Regions from separate parts of the Mus musculus genome. Here region 2 is linked to region 1. The links are chromatin loops, found by intact Hi-C in ENCODE. Cell type or tissue: heart. All regions are shown on one strand. Links, peaks and the distances in the headings refer to the core of each region. The heading gives the core; the rest is flanking DNA. Region 1 holds the start of Rfx3 (regulatory factor X, 3 (influences HLA class II expression)). Region 2 holds the start of Pum3 (pumilio RNA-binding family member 3).

Evidence for each region. A loop is a pair of places that touch in the nucleus more often than their neighbours do. Peaks named below come from ENCODE experiments on the same cell type or tissue, not always from the same donor. Only the 100,000 strongest peaks of a DNase experiment are listed, where the experiment ranks them.
Region 2: it touches region 1 in a loop (5-fold over the local background); 16 of 42 quality-filtered maps call a loop at or near these places.

The regions. Positions count from the first base shown.
Region 1 is chr19:28,009,926-28,012,825 of GRCm38, reverse strand. It overlaps Rfx3 (regulatory factor X, 3 (influences HLA class II expression)), which reads left to right and starts at 1,660. Exons shown (of 17, transcript NM_011265.3): 1 at 1,660-1,854. In heart, for the core only: no CTCF peak of the experiment used is centred there; DNase peaks (open chromatin) are centred at 795 and 1,245; H3K4me3 peaks cover 2,500 bases; H3K27ac peaks cover 2,500 bases.
Region 2 is chr19:27,428,390-27,431,289 of GRCm38, reverse strand. Pum3 (pumilio RNA-binding family member 3) reads left to right here and starts at 1,382. Exons shown (of 18, transcript NM_177474.5): 1 at 1,382-1,498. C030016D13Rik (RIKEN cDNA C030016D13 gene) reads right to left here and starts at 1,253. Exons shown (of 1, transcript NR_027987.1): 1 at 1-1,253. In heart, for the core only: no CTCF peak of the experiment used is centred there; a DNase peak (open chromatin) is centred at 1,319; H3K4me3 peaks cover 2,500 bases; H3K27ac peaks cover 2,129 bases.

The DNA.
Region 1 (2,900 bases), core at 229-2,728:
TGAAATTATCAAAGCTTACAGTATTACTGCTAAATCTATTGTTCTAATAGTTGGTTTCTAAAATGTCTTTTACCTAGCATTTCATGGCACAGAGAGGCAAGATAAAATGACGGCTTGTTTTCCCTAAAATGAGAATATTATGTATCCAATAGAACAGGTGTCAGGATTAAATGAGATAATGTATGTAAAACACTTAGCACAAGGTCTGGGGCACAGAAAGAGAGCTCAGCCTTATTTTAACAGGGAACTCATGCTGGCCCAAATCCCTCATGTGCCGGTGCAAAAATTAAGCCTCAAGAGGAGAACTGACTTCTTAAGGCTCTACTTCCAGTATGTTATTGTCTTGGATAAGCTGCTTAGCTGCAAATGTTGGGAGATTTTGGGTATTGGCGGGCCTGGGGGCACGTGCCTGCTGGACTCCAGTATGAGGAGAATTGGACGAATATGCTTGAACCATGAGGTTTCAGAAGCTGTGCCTTATCAACTCGAGTTTGAGGTGCCAGGTTGTGTGCTAATAATGTTCTCCATGGACAGAAGCCGTTCCCGTGTCCAACACAGCTCAAGAACAAGCTACCCCCAGGCTGTTAAGAAACCGATGCCAGCTAATAGGGCGATTGGTCTAGCTGGGATCCATCCCGTCAACTCTGAAAGGGTAGAGCCCCTTAAGGACCTACCGAGGGCTACTCTGAAAGGTCTAACCCACCCCTGTAGGGACCCTCATCCTCGGAAAGCTCGAATTCCCTTCCCCTTGGCACTTCCTCCCGGTCCTGCAGGGTGCTAACTTGGCGTCTCGGTTCCGCAGGGAGGTAGCGGCCGCGCCGAGCGAGATGGGTCACCGTTCGCGCGCCCAGGCTCTCGCTCCCTAAGATGGCGGCGGGAGCACCGCTCACACCCCGCCGCCCGCGCTCCTCAGGACCCCGCGGCCTCGGGAGGCGCGAGAAAGCGGAATTCGATGGAGGGGAGGGCAAAGCCGAGACCCTGGAGGCCCGCGCCGGCCGCAGAGAGTCTGGGAAAGGGATCACCCGCGAGGCATAAACGACCGACCGGGAAACACCACACTGGCGACCACGGAGAGGGAGGGGAGAAAAAAAAAAAAAAAAAAAAAAAACCTGAGCGGGGCGGGGGGAAGAGAGGAGAGAGAGGGGAGGAGCGCAGCACATCCGGGATATTAGCTGGGGCCGCCCAGGAAATGACGTACGCCCCGGGGTGGAGCCCGCTCTTCAAAGTGGGGTCTGCCTCCGCGGTAGCGCGCGTCTCACACAGTGTTGGCTCCGTCGTCACTCCCCCTCCCCTGGCTTCGCGCTTTTCCTCTCGCGGCTGCGGGGCGGCTGGGCACAGAGCTGGCGGCAGAGGCAGGCGGGGCTCCTTTGACGGAAAGTAGCCCTCGCCTCCAGACCCTCAGCTTTCCCCGGCGTCCTCCGTCCCGTTCCTCCAGGCAGACTCGCCCTGACCCCGGGCCCGCCAAGTCTTAAAGCGCACCTCGGGGGAAAAACCGACGTCGGAATCCCGACCGCAGCCCCCCGCCCGGGCTCCGAGCTGTCAGTCACGGCGCCGAAGCCGCTTCTTCCGGCGCTCTCGGGCCCGCCCTCTCCCCTCCTCCCTCCCCCCCGCCCCTCCCCGCGCGAGTGTCTCCCTCTCCCTCGCTCCCTCTCTCTCTCCCTCTCTCTCTCTTTTGTGAGTTATAGCAACCGTTGCCTTGTGAATCAAGCGCCATAGTCACCGTAGTCCTGGCGACTGTTACCCATCAACAACAACTACTCCTCTCCTCCTCCTCCTCCTCTTCCTCCTCCTCCTCCTCCCCACCACCACCATCTCCATCACCCACCAACAACACCACAATAATCCACAGCCAAGGTGAATATTCTTCGGTCTCTCTACATGTGTGTGGGAGCGTGTGTGTCCGTGCGTGTGTTCGTGTGTGCGAGCGAGCGTGGCTGTGCGGGGTCTCCCTCCTGACACCGGCTGCGGCCGCTTGAGGGGCTCGGTCCCGGGGGCTTGTTTACAATGGACCCGCGCGCGGCGGGCTCGGGGGTGTGGGCGCCGCGCGCCTGCCCGCCCGGCCTCGGCGCTCGGGGATGGAGCGGGAGCCGGGGCTGCGGGGCGAGCGGGCTAGGAAGCCGCCGCTGTCCGTCGCGGGTGTTGGAGCGTCCCCCCCAGGTCCGCGGGCGCCCAGGAGGAGGGGCAGGTGGAGAGAAGGGGCTCGCTTTCTCCCTCTCTCTTTCTTTAATTCGCTGCTTTGCAAAGCTGCCTGGTGGCTGCTGCTTTCCAAATCGAAATAGACAGCAGTGAGCAGGGGGGGTCCCCAAAAGGTGCTGCGCTGTGGTGGTTGTTGTTCACTTGCGGGGCCTTGTTGGGGGTTTTGTTATTTTTATCCTGGTACCTCGGTGAACTTTTCCCGAAGCCCGCTCCCTTCGTTTCGGCCCCTCTGTGCCTGCTGCTGAACGGACTGCACTTATTTGACCATCACTGGCCTCACGGGATTCTTTTTTTTTTTTTTTCTTTTAAAACTGTATTTTTCTTTGTGCTGCAAACAGTCTTAATATCCATTCAGCAGTCTTCTCCCCCCTTCCCCCCATTTGCACACACATTGAAACTAGGGGGCCTCTGCTGCTCTTGAGAGATTTTTTTTTTAAGTCTGTTTCTCTGTTTCTCTTCTCTCCTCTTTCCTCTCTTGTCTCTCCTCTGTCTCCTCTCCCTCTCCTCTCTCTCTCTCCCCCCTCCCCTTTTCGGGTTTGTGTGTGTGTGTGTGTGTGTGTGTGTGTGTGCTTGTGATTTAAACCGGATGCAGGGCATCTGTGCTACTTTGGTTAGTGGCTACTGACAGCGCTTTATCCTTCATGTGGAGATGGGAGGGGTAGTCCTGAGGTTCTGTTTCACTTTGATGCACCTCCCTCCCCACA
Region 2 (2,900 bases), core at 103-2,602, 580 kb after region 1:
TCTTTTAAAGGCTGTAATAGCCATTCCCAGCCCAGGTCTCGCCGTACAAGAAAAAAGTAAAATAAAATCCCAGACCACCCTGGAAAGTAACCCCCCACCCCAGAATCCTGATATATTTCCCCATCCCCCAATTCTGCCCAGTTCTCTGTTGCTTCTCTTCCAAGCAGGGCAACCACCCTCCTTAGCTTTTCCCTCCAAATTAATCCCTTGCCTGAGCTTAGTTGTGCAGCAAGACTTTGTGGTATTCCTTGGCTCCTGACTGCCAGGATACCTTTTGGAGCAGAACTGTCACAGGGAAAATTTTCTATGAGCCAGAGCAAAGCTGTAACACCTGCATCAGGGAAACTTTCCCAGCAGCTGAAGCCTTCCCCTAACAGAGCCGTAACACTTAAAGATGTGTTACCAGCGACACAAGAGACAGTGTCCACAGGGAATTATAGTCTCTAAGCTTATTTGCAAGCTATCTTAACAAACTGACAAGTGTTCTCACAACAAAGACGGAAGAGAATGAAAGGCAGGGGCAGGAGTCAGGTATAAGCCAAGGAACGTCTGAAGCACCAGATGCTGAAGATACATGGGACGTCCACTCACTCCTTGGGGCTTCAAAAAGGGCCCCCTGCTCAACCAACTAACATCTGCATTTCAGAACAGTTAGGCAGTAAGGTTCTGTTGTTTGGCGCGACGTGGGATCCCCTGGAACTGCCGCCATGTAGGTGCTGGGAAATGAACCCAAGTCCTCTCCAAGAGCAGAAAACAGCTTAGCCATCTCTGCAGCCCCCAAGACCAAGTTTGTTTCTATTGCTTCCTCGCTAAAATGGAGTAATACCTTAAATATATATCCTAAAGTGGAACCGTGGGGGAAAAAATGCATGCCCAAGAACGGGCCTACATTAAAAACGCCACACACACATTTATGGAAAGAGCTTTTCACAATATTTGACTGTGCTCCGTTCTTTACACTTATGGTTCCCGAGGGATCTAATTTATCCGGAGATTCGCAGCTAGGGTGGGAAATAAGGGAGACATGGGTGTTGGCAAACACGATTACAACAGAAGAGACTCCGGTACAGCTTTTACCCTCCAGGCTAGACTAACGACGCAAACAGACACTAACGAGCGAGCTGTCCCAACGCTAACCCAGCTTGCAGACTTCGCTGTCTTTTAACTCCTTCAGGACCTGGGTGGCCCTCGCGAGAACCCGCGTCGTTCCCAGAAATCTGCAGGCTCAAGCGTCACTTTCCCAAGCCACGGACTCGTCTTCCACGGGACGGATCCCTTCGAGGGCCAAAACTCATGCAGCCCTCTCAGACGAGAGGTGTGGCGAAAATGGACCAACAGGAACTACGGATTTCGTGTTTCCTAAGCTCCACCCCTTGACCCCAGTACCAGGACGTAACGCTACAATCAGCGGATCCGGGGCGGGGCAGAACGCGGAAGCGGAAGCGGAAGCGGCGGGGGGTGGTGGCGGAACTCTGCGAGTTTCTGCCCCACGTGTGCGGTGAGTGTTGTGGAGAGTTTGGTGCGGGAAGTGTGGGGCGAGTGTCCGCCGGCCGCTCGGGAGCGGGGAGCTCTGCGGGGTGGTGGGCGAGCGGCGTCTTCAGCTCCATCTCCGGGACGGTCTACCTGGCCGCTTCTCTGGCCCGGAGTTGGAGGAACCCTGGCGAGGGCAGGGGTTAAGCCCTCTCTGTTAACTTGATTATTGTAGAGCTAAAGGAACAAGTTTCGCTGTCAAACTCCGGCCTGTGCGAGTCACAGTCAGCCCACTCGTCCCGTGTCAGACGTTGTGCATAGGAGCAGTGCAGGGAAAACTGAAGCGATCCATAAGCCAAGCATGATGGGAGGCAAGAGTATTTTAAACAGAGGCAGTGGGATGTCCCGGAGGTGGAAGTCAGGAGTAAGGCGCGGACTGGACAAAGAGGAAGGTAGAACTGTGGAGCCTTGGTGTCGAGTCTCTTTATTTTTGTGTAGTGGGAAGTATTTTGCTTTGTGTTCCTAGGCATATAAAATAATGAAGGATTATTAGAAAAGATCGGGAGGCTCATGGTAGGTCTTGACTCTCTTAAGGAGATTTTTGATGATTTGCATTGAGTGTTGGTAGTAGAGACAGAGGTATCTTTAAGGAGACTGCAGGATAACTTACTGTTGGGTACACGATGACTACCAAAGAAGTGAACATCAGGAGCCGTGCTCCAGTTTTCTCTCTGCGAAGTGGAGTAGATGGTCCCCGTTGAATACAGCAGGAATAGACAGGGAGAGAAAGATAGTAATTTGTAGTGGAATGCAGAGGATTGTGTCTCAGACATTAAGCATAAGACGCCAGTTATATACATAATCAAGAAGTGTTGAGGACTCAGGTCTGTGTAGGACGTTATCTCAGGGTCCCAAGGCTGCACAGTCTAGAATACCTAATTTGCTTGTCTTGCTCTTGGATTAGCCGTTAATTTGATTGCTTAGTAACTTGGTGAACAGTGCTTTAAGTGACCAGGGTTAACATCATCATGACTGCCGCATAGCTTTGTCACTGTGAGAGCAGCACTTCTTTGCTGTCATGTGCCACCCCTTCCCCTGGCCCAAGCATAACCTCAGTCTAATAATGAAAATCTTAAACTCCCAAAGGGGACATAACCTGGAAAAAAGGACATGAGGTGGCTACATTAACTGTATCTTGGAATAGGAAGAGGACAGGAATGAGAAAATTGATTTCCAAATAAACCCTGTGTTATACTAGTGTTATTTTCATAAGTTTCATTACACTGTCTTATTAAGTTGTCAGTGGGGAAGCTGGGTAATAGATCTATAGGCTCTATATCGTTTTAACTCTAATGTAAGAGGCATAGTTTTAAAATAGAGTATGTAAATAAGGTTTTTCTAGACAGCTACATGTGAGGGCCATTGGCACA